Regions from separate parts of the Homo sapiens genome. Here region 1 is linked to region 2. Evidence: chromatin contacts called from ENCODE Hi-C or POLR2A ChIA-PET data. All regions are on one chromosome and are shown on one strand. The core of a region is the stretch at or near the end of the contact, and the rest is flanking DNA. Distances in the headings are between cores, read along the strand shown. Region 1 holds the start of REL (REL proto-oncogene, NF-kB subunit). Region 2 holds the start of FANCL (FA complementation group L).

The links. Hi-C counts contacts between places; a loop is a spot of excess contacts on that map. ChIA-PET counts read pairs that join two places held with the same protein, here RNA polymerase II (POLR2A). Pooled maps may share reads with other maps.
Region 1: a map of K562 shows a loop between it and region 2 (14-fold over the local background). The contact joins the promoter of REL here to the promoter of FANCL in region 2. A Hi-C loop is called at or near these places in 1 of 168 maps with a recorded cell type or tissue (K562) and 5 of 50 pooled maps. POLR2A ChIA-PET finds 5 or more read pairs at or near these places in 1 of 52 experiments (MCF 10A).

What each region holds. Positions count from the first base shown.
Region 1 is chr2:60,879,522-60,884,586 of GRCh38, reverse strand. REL (REL proto-oncogene, NF-kB subunit) reads right to left here and starts at 3,013. Exons shown (of 10, transcript NM_001291746.2): 1 at 2,737-3,013. The coding sequence starts at 2,746. It overlaps REL-DT (REL divergent transcript), which reads left to right and starts at 3,273. Exons shown (of 3, transcript NR_033980.1): 1 at 3,273-3,355. RefSeq lists an enhancer at 2,601-3,270 and a silencer at 2,879-3,418.
Region 2 is chr2:58,238,819-58,244,193 of GRCh38, reverse strand. FANCL (FA complementation group L) reads left to right here and starts at 2,869. Exons shown (of 14, transcript NM_018062.4): 1 at 2,869-2,976. The coding sequence starts at 2,881. RefSeq lists an enhancer at 2,522-2,681 and a silencer at 3,222-3,271.

The sequences.
Region 1 (5,065 bases), core at 1,764-4,263, 2.6 Mb before region 2:
TTTACTTATATTAAATAGAATAAATATACAAAAGCAACAACTGCCTACTATGCATACCTTAGATGGGTTTGGGAACATTTTTCTTCACTATATCTATTATTAATTATGTCAAAAGACTGTGATCAAGGTGTAATTTTTTTAAAAAGCAACGAAAGGCAGCTTAATACAAGCTGTGAAATCCTAATTAATCTGCTAACTTATCTAAACAAAATTTAGAATCATATTATATACATGATTTTAAACTACATTCTAACTTACATAATTTTGCTTATAAGATTATGATTTATGTTACTTTTACATTATAGCTATCACATATTCAACTACATATACCTATTTACATATGACATCTGGTAAGAAATGAAGAAATGCTCTTAAATACTTCGTAATGAATAAAAGTTACTTTCTGAGGTTTTAATACTACCTTACTACAAACAGAATCTAAACTAGACAATGAAAAACTAAGCAATTTCTTTTTTTTTTTTTTTTTGGTCACTCTTCCGGTTAAATTACTGTTTCAAAACAGAATAGGAATTTAGAATTTTATTAGTGAATCTTTTTCTTTCTCTAAGGTCTTTATAACAGATTAAGGAAAAGTACACAGATTCCTGTAAACATTTTTTTTTTTTTATTCCAGGCCTGGCAGTTTTCTAACAACTGAATTACAATTTAAATAACTTGTTACATTTTAAATAGTCCCATTTTAATGCAACTCTTAGAAAAGACCAAAAAAAAAAAAAAAAAAGTTAATCACCCTTCAACTTCTAAACCTTTAAAACTTTCCATTTCTTTAAACATTTCCTCCTTACTTTTAGGGAATCCTTCCTCCTCACAACAGCACAAAATACAGTGTCAATGAACAAATTTAAATTGTATCAAATTTTAAAATCCTGTGGGTCTTACAATACTCTATATAGAAATGGTTGTTTCCTCTCTCAACTGAAAAAATTAGAAGTATTAAATTCATGCAATATATCAATAAAGTTTGATTAAATCGCCAAGAGCCTGAACTTACTTATAATGCTAGGCATTCTCCATTACTTCCAAACAAAATCTTTCTGATAACCAATACATTAACAAAATATTTGAAGTCATCTTAGCACTTCTAATCTACACATGCTTTGAATTCATAAATTTACACGATTATCTGAAAGTCTGGTGTCACTTAAGTGGGAAAAGGGAAAGTTGAAATATTTTAAACTACACTTAGTATTCTCACAACCACAAACAAACTGAAATCAAATGTCATGTGAAACACCCCAATTTCCTTTTCTGCCTACAGCAATAGCTATGGCATTGTTCTGCTCAACCTTTTAAAAAGGTTCTTTAAGCTTCCTACTTCCTCATCTCTACTAGACATCAGCCTACTTCTGAGGGTCACTGGACCAGGCAGTTTGGGGATAAGAGTCAAGTTCATAAACGGGGCCCCCTCTTCATTCTCTTAGTACAGCATTTAACATGCATTTAGCCCTCCCTGCCTTTGCTCACGCTGCTTCCTCTGTCTGGAAAGTGTCCCCCACTCACCTTGCCAAAATCCTGGTAAAAGACCAACTCGACCCCAGGCTACTTGATTTATCCCCCCGCCCCGGCTCTCCCGTCCCCCTCAACCTTAAGCTCCAGGCAGCCCCAACCACATCTGTGTATATAGGAGACTTTCTTGCTCTGCAATGTTTCTTACAAACTTATTCCCCCCCAAAGGGAGAGATCGAGCATTTATTAAGGGAAAATATATAGTCACATAAGTGATAAAGTTGTATTCATTCCTACTCATTATTTTAAAGCTCGGATATTCTAAAACTCCTCTTTCCCCTTATTTCCAGCGAGGAGGAAGGGGGATTCAACGTCTCTATTCGTCAGATTAGGAACCTTGAGCTTTATCTCACAGTAAAAACTACATTTTTTTTTTTTTTAAATAGAGACAGGGTCTCCCTCTGTCGCCCAGGCTGGAGTGCAGGGGCGCGATCTCGGCTCACTGCAACCTCCACCTCCCAGGTTCAAGCGATTCTCCTGCCTCAGCTTCCCGAGTAGCTGGGATTACAGGCGCGCGCCACCACGCCCCGCTGATTTTTGTATTTTTAGTAGAGACGGGGTTTCACCATGTTTGCCAGGCTGGTCTCAAACTCCTGACCTCTGGTTATCCACCCGCCTCGGCCTCCCAAAGTGCTGGGAATACAGGCATGAGCCACCGCGCCCGGCCTACACTTGGTCGAAGCAACATTAACACTTAAAATACCACGGATTTTCTAATTCGTGTTAAAATACCACGGATGATTTTTAAAGCCGTGACACATTTTGTACAACTGTCAGTACAAGGGGGATCACCTCTTTGCATTTGATGAAATTAAACTAAAAAGGGGGAGAGAGCTTGCCCGAGGTCTGAAGGTTCCTCATTCCTGTTCTAAAACATAAAACCACCATCTTCAATACATATACATTTTTAATGAGAACTCTTCGTCCTCCTTTGGTTCGCTTATGACTTCCCTAATCCTAAAATCAAGTCGTTGGGAATTTCTAAGGTTCCTGCTATGACAACAGGATCGAATTACAGAGCGTGGCTTGGATTCTGCACGCAAACCCTGAAGCAGGTAACTTTTTTAAAAGCTGACAATTTTACCATATGAGATTTTAAAGACAGAACGCGCCCCAGCAAAAACTGAGCTCCCTAAACTCACTGCGGCAGGACCCCCTTCAGAAGAGCTCCTTTCCCCCGGCCCAGGCCCGCGCCCCATGAACACTCACCGGAGGCCATGGCTCCGCTCCCCGCACCTTCCCGCAGGCAGCTCCCAGCGTCCTGGCCGGAGGCGGCCGCAGTCAGTCAGTCAGGAGGCCGAGGGACCTCTGCCGGCGGGGCCCCCAGTCCCCCGACCACCCTAGAGGCCTCCTCCTTCTTCCCGCCCTCCGCTGGGTTTGCGGCTCACACCTTCCCAACCCCTGAATTCTTGCACCCCGGGTCACCCAGCGTCGCCGTCCACCGTACGGGAGCCAGGGGCAGGGGGCGGAGCGGGGAGAGCCGAGTGCTGGCCCAGCCGAGAGGCGAGCAGCCTGGCGGGAGGGGAATTTCCCGCGGCTGACGTAGGCCCGACGCAGCAACCCTCACCCGGAGGCGTGGGCGGGGCGACCTCGCGGCCGCCGCGCGCGCGACCGCCCCCAGCGCCCCGCCCCTGCCTGTCCCCGCGCACGCTCCCCGCCGGCCCCCACGCATACGCCCCCGGCGCTGCTGCGGCGGCTGGCTTGGGAGGGGGTCGAGGGAGCGGGAGCTTGGGGTGGGCTTCGGGAGCGCAGGGAACGGCGGGAGCCGGGAGGTGACGGCTAGCAGCGTGAGAAGGCCGCTGGCTCCTGAGAAATCCCCCTCCTCCAGGTTGTTCTTCCGAGTGTGGTTTAAAGTTCAGGAGCGGGCGGGAGGGTGCGGATGACGTAGAGAGGGCCGGCCGCTGGGGAGCTTTTGGGGGCGCGCGGGGCCGACTCTCCCGGCCTGGGAGGGCGACGGCCGGGGTTTTCGAGAGGTGGTTCCCCCTCTTCCCGACTTCGCACATGCAAATCTCCACCCCCGCGCCAGCGGCGGGACGTTGCGCCCTGTAGGGGGAAGTGGTGCTGCGGCGGGGGTCCTGTCTTCTTCTGTAATTCCTGTATTTGCATACGGGGACCCCCCCCCCGACTGATTTTTTTTCCTCCATCTAAATTGCGAGGGTACTGTGAACTTTACGTATTTTACCTACTGAAACCCGTTTAAACTCAAAAGGTCCGCACTTGGAGTTCGTTGTCTCATTAGGCAGTGCACTGAAGTTTAGTGGACACTATATCCTGAGATTTCACACAGATGCCAAGAAAGGCGGAAATGGAGCACACATTTAGTGCATTAAAGGACCTAGGATAACTTCGTTTCCTTCATTTGAATAGTACCTGCTATGCATCAGATAATGTCCATACTTAATCTATGACGTATTTATTATTCCTAACTTTATAGATGAAGTATTCGGGGTTCAGAGAAGTTACTTCAACATACAGTACTTCAGAATGCTGATAAAAGGCACAGTTTAAAGCCAGGGTTGTCTGACTCCAAAGCTCCATGCCCTTGCCCCTGTCCCTTACTAGTTAAAATTAGTACGGAGAGGTAATGGGGAATATCAGCCTGCCATACAAGTGCCCAAAACTGGGGGACCCATATGGGCAAATAATTTAAAATATCCTGCCAACCCCAAACTGTTCTTTCCACGAAATGCGCAATGTACAACAAAAGAATGAAACAGTTTTATTATTGGATATGTACTAAAACGTACCATGATGCACATCACAGGCAATCCACTGAAGAGAGTGCAAAGACCAAAAAAAAGGAAATCTCACCTTTTCATATGGTCAGGCACGTACAATCCATTACATACCTATTAATTGTCTTTATCCAAAGGAAAATAATGGGAAGTTATCTTGGAACCAAGAGCCAAGGCTTAAACCCTCCTAGAGACAGAAACATGGAGCACCATCCTTGATGTTCACATTTCCAAGAGATGGCTCCGAGGCCCGCAAGAAAGACCTTCTGAGGACGCAAAACTAGCAAGAGGCTTATTTAGCTTTTTAAAATATGTACATACATTTCAAAGAGACGGAAAACATTTTCAGTTCTCTGAAGGAATTTCAAAATGAAAAGTGACTGGGGGAGAGGAAAGTTCTGAGGAGGTGACATTTGAGCTGAGTCCTCAGTTTAAGAAAGAGCCGGCCAGGCGCAGTGGCTCATGCCTGTAATCCCAGCACTTTGGGAGGCTGAGGCAAGTGGATCACGAGGTTGGGAGTTCAAGACCAGTCTGGCCAAGATGGTGAAACCCCGTCTCTACTAAAAATACAAAAATTAGCCAGGCGTGGTGGCGGGCGCCTGTAACCCCAGCTACTCAGGAGGCTGAGGTAGAGAATTGCTTGAACCTGGGAGGCGGAGGTTGCGGTGAGCCGAGATCATGCCACTTGCACTCCAGCCTGGGCGACAGAGCGAGACTCCGTCTCAGAAAAAAAAAAAAAAAAAAAAAAAGGCCATTCACAGGGAGATTCAGGGAAAGAACATTCCAGCTGGGGGAACAGCAGG
Region 2 (5,375 bases), core at 1,620-4,119:
ATATTTTTCTGTGTTAGAATATAAAGTTCTTCCTCAGGCAATAGCATTTAAATAGTAGTAATTTTTGTGGCAAAGTATATAAATGAAATCCTGCCTAGGATACCTGGTGGAACTTGAACTTTAATGAGGATCTTTGTGCAGTTTGTCAGAGTGATTCCAAAATTGAAATCATGCTGATGGTGGTAGAAGTAGTTCCTTGGCTTTCTGATCTTTAAACATATTGAGCATTTTTGTTTTTTTTTTTTTTGGATTTTGGGGTGGCTGACTTCAACTGGGCTATATATAAATGGTTCCAGCACAACCACGTATGAATTGATGATGGTAGTGAGTATCCAACTTTCAGTCTTGAACACCTAAGGATAATAGTCGAGTAATTGAATTAAAAAGTTTTTATATGGTATCTTACCTTGTTCCTTGGTCATTGGATTTCTTCAATTATAGATTTTATTGATAAGGAATGCTCATTTACAAGTTCAACTATCATAACAGTGACTTGGATGTCTTTTCTTTAAAATCTAAGATGATAAATTAGCAATAAACGTGCTGGAAATCTTTAAGTCTAGTTACCTAATTATGGGGATTCCGAATCAAGGAGCCAACTGCTTTTGGCAAGTGGTCACACTGTCCAGTGTATCAATAGTAAAGGTGAATGTGATGTAAGGTCACAGCCAAAAGACTGTGTTCCAGGAAGTGACTCCTCACCAGACACCAAATCTTGTCCTTGCGTCTTGATTTTGGACTTCTCAGCCTCCATAACTAAGAAATAATTAATTTCTGCGGATTACCTATCCAGTTTATGGTATTCTGCTATAACAACCCAAATTAAGATATTTAGTAAATAATTTATTAGCACCTACGATGCAGCAGGAAATATGCTAAATGATTAGGGAGAGCAATAATTTTCAGAAGATTAAAAAAGCTTTCCAAAAAGACATAGCACTTGAGAAGAACTTTAAAGAAAGGGTAGAAGTTCCATGGGGGAAAGTGTGGTGGTGGGGAAGTTTAACATACTGGATACAATAAAGATCTTAATTCACAGATAAATTATAAAGTGCTTGAAGTAAGGGACTATATGTTCTCTTAATCTTTGTGTTGATCCCACTTTTGCACAGCCTCTACTTTATTCTTATAGGAAAACATGTAGCATGGCCGTCCTTAATTACCGAGTTGCAAAATAAAGCAGGTGTTATGTCCTGCCCCTGCAGAGATCCTCAAACCTTAGCATGCATCAGAATCACCTGGAGAGCTTGTTAAAACGCAGACTGCTGAGCCCTATTGCCAGTGTTTGGGATTCCCGAGGTTTGAAATAGGGGCCTGTAGGGAATGAGAAACATCTTTCTTTCCTGTTGCTAGATTCCTGTTTGAGTCCCTTATAAGAAAAGACAGATTAATAAGAGAAAAGCGTGCAAATTTATTTAAGTTTTATGTGGCATGGGAGCCTTCAGAGATGAAGCCCAAAGAAACAGGAAAACCTGTGCATTTTTAGAAGGAACAGTGGACAGTTGTGGGGAAGTACGGTTGGACAAAGCATGGTCTAATGGTAATAAACTGGGGTAAGTTGTCAAAGGTCTTTTTGTTCAGATTCTTTTCTATGTCTCCGTTTCTTTAGAGATAAGGATATTTCTTTCCTGTGGGTATAGGAAGAGCACCTCTGGATTGAGGATCCAATGACCCGCCTCAGGGAAGAAGGATGGGAGAAGGTCAGAGAGTGATCTTAGGTTTTGTTGTTTTCTCAAATGTCAAGGGGCCATATTTTGGGGTAGCATATCCTGAACCCCATCAGCGGTGAAAACTTGTATTTCTACATAGTTCCCAGGTGATGCTGTTGCTAGGTTCTAGGATCACGTTTTGAGAACCACTGCTTTAATGTAATTTATATCTAACCACTGCTCCAGCATTCTTTTCTGTAAGCATCCAGAATGCTGTGACAAATTCTTGTCAAACTTTAAGAATCTTCAGGATGTCAAATTCTGTCTTGAGGTCAATAAAGATGGGTAGGGGACGAAATAATCTTTGCTCAACCTTTGGCACATTACAATGATGTTTTTCAAATAGTAGGGCTCAAACGTGATGCATTGGAAAATTGGAAAATTGGAAAATCAAATAATCATATGGTAAATATTTTAGTAGGTTTCTTATTTAATCAACTCTTAATAAGATGGGATGGATAACATTCCTGAGTTAGAAAAACATATTGCAAGCGCTGTCAGAGGAAAATTAAGTTCAAGTCCATCAGCAATCTTTACTCATGTTTTGCTTTATATATTTGTGAGTGCCGTACACAGAACTGAGTCCAGTGTTGACTTGAGTCTAATCAATACACATATACGTATACATGTGTGTGCCTCAAATATATCTGATTGAACTTAGTAAGCCACAGAACTGTAATATATATGATATAATCAATGTGTTATACATTATATTACAATAATTATACACAAAATAATACATTATTCTGTATGTTAAGGGAGAGAGGACAACAGCAAAGAAGACAGAGTGCTACAACGTCCAGGCTGTAAAAGTCATTTTATTCTGGAGGAAATGCAACACCAAAGTTGTAACAGTCTTTCAATAAAGTAAAACAGAATCATCGAAAGGGCTCCTGGGACAATTGAGGCTAGAATGATCTTGGTCAGTCAGTCCTGTGGACTTGAGGGCAATCTTCCCTCCCACTACCGGTTGGGGAGCCCTGATGTCGCCTCCCGCAGAGCGCCACTTGGCCTGGCCTGCGCTTCACCTTCATTTCCGCCCGCGGAATCCTCCAGGATCTTCCCGCCAAGGCTGGGGTTTCCGCTCCGCGGCGTCCGAGCGCCAGCGGACTGCGCATGTGCAGGACCCAGCAGGTCTAGAGCTTTTCTGTGTTTCTCCGGACTTCGAGCCATGGCGGTGACGGAAGCGAGCCTGTTGCGCCAGTGCCCCCTGCTTCTGCCCCAGAACCGGTCGAAAACCGTGTATGAGGGATTCATCTCGGCTCAGGTACCCGCCCAGTGGTTGCTTTCTAGCTAAGAGAGCCTCTTGCAGCGTAGCTGCGCGGAGAAGTCTGTGACGGGCTAGGAGGTTAGGGGCCCAGACTTGTGGGGATTGAGAGGGGCGGCGCGTAACGGCTCTTGGGAGACTAAAGGTTTGAGAAGCGCCGCTGTCGCCGCCACCCCGGTGGTCGCCGCGCTGGATGGGGAGCGAGGAGGCGCGCGGCGTGGAGCGGGGCTGGGGCCACGCCTCCTCTCTCCCTAGCCCTTCCCCGAGTTTGGCTTCCTTCTTCGTTCAGTGTCCCGCAATTGACTGTTTTTTAATTTTTTTTTTGTAAATTTTGCCTTAACTCGATTTTAACACCCTCCACCTCCACGGATGTTGATGAGTTCACTCGGGAATCTGGGCTAATTATTTTCGTGTTTCCTGTAGAAAGAACATTTGGGAAGAAAACCTTATTTTGGCCCTTTGCCAAGTCGTATGTACCTGTACACCCACAGTTACAATATCTTCTAGGAGAAGCATGACAGCAATGGAATTAATTAACTTTGCTGATTCCAGTGGCCTCTCATATGGAGTTTATTACACATACTAACACATGTGTAGGGTTTTGAAGTTTACAAAGCGCTTTCCAGGTAAATAGTTCACTTAATCCTCAGCCCTTTGAGGCAGAAATTTTTAAAAGAATCATCATTCCCATTTTCTAGTTGAAGAAATCAAGGTATGGGAAACCGGAGACGTTATTTGCTGATGATCACATCAGAATCCCTTAAACGCAGGCTGTGTGATTTCAGTCCTGGATTTTTTTCTCTTTACATTGCACCAGGATACCTTAGGTTAGGAGTGTAGACTTTTCCTTTCTGACCATTACACTCAACCTTGTGCCCACTTCCCCACCATCACGCATAGTCTTTGAGTATATGTGGAATTACCATATGACCATCACAGAAAGTAGAGGTTAAAAATTCATTATTCCATATGGAAAAAAGTTAATCCACCTTTCCCTCTCCAATTAGAAGTATTCTTCTTGAATTACCTAGCTGAAAATATGATTCTCTTGTAGACAACATTTAGAAAAGTTGAAAAATTTTAAGTTACTTTTTTTTTTTTTTTTTTACAGGAAGCATGTTATACCTAATTTTAGGCAAAATACTGTTATGTATGTCTATATCTGCTAAGGCCTTTTAGGAAACAAGTACACCCATTAGAATTGAGATTAGATGAAAGTTTCTTTTATGACCATTGCTATAGCTAGAATTCCAATTTGTACCTGCCTTAGCAGTTTATTTAAATCTTAAACATTTTACGTGTCTAAAAATATTTTGTATATATTTTAAATTTACAGAAAAGTAGCAAGGATATACAGTACAAGTAATTCCAGTATACCCTTTACCTAGATTCACCAGTTTACATTTTCTCCATTTTACTGATCATTGTTAAGTATATGTATGTGGGTGGGTGTGTATACACATTATTTTCCTGAACCATTTGAGGTCAAATCAGGCGTAGTTCCCCTTTATCCCTAAATACTTGAGCATACATTTCATAAGAACGAGGACACACTCATACATAACCACAGTACAGTGATTAAAATCAGGATATTTAATGATATACTATTATCTAAGATAGAGTCCATATTTCAAATTTTGTTTATGATACAGTTGTATGTTTTATACCCCCATCCCCTACCATCTGTTGTTAAGATCCCACATTACATTTAGTTGTCATGTCTAACCTGGAACAATTCTCAGTCTGTTTGTGTTTTTTATAAGCTAGACATTTTTAAAGAGTACAGATTGGCTGTTAGGTAGAATGTATCTCAATTTGGGTTTGGATGATATTTCCTCACTATTAAATTCAGCTAATGCATTTTTGGCAGGGATACTACAGAAAGATTGTTTTGTCCTTCTCAAGGCTTGTGAGGTTACCTGGTTGGTTCCATTATTAATGATGTTAACTTTGATCACCTGGTTAAGGTATCATCTGTCAGAGTCTCCTTTTGTAATTAATAAGTACTTTTGGGGAGGTACTCTGAGGCATCAAACTTTCACACACATTCTCTGGTTTTAGCGTCCATTGACTTTTGCTTGAGTCGACTATTACTATCACGGTTGCCAAATGATGATTTTCTAACTCTTGTCATTTCTATATTTATGAAGTGGCAATTCATTATAAGGAGTAGCATTGCCTGCTTTCTCATTTATTTAATTATATTAGAATGGATGCATGGACTTTTAAAAAAATTACTTGATTATAATCATTATTTATTTTGATCCTCGAATTGTCCCAGATTTGGCCAGTGAGCAGGTTTTATGTATGTAAGTTTTTAAGGCTTTGCATTTCCTCTCATCAGTGTTTTAAAAGTATCCTATAGATGCTGACATGTAGCCTTATAACCACCATTTTTA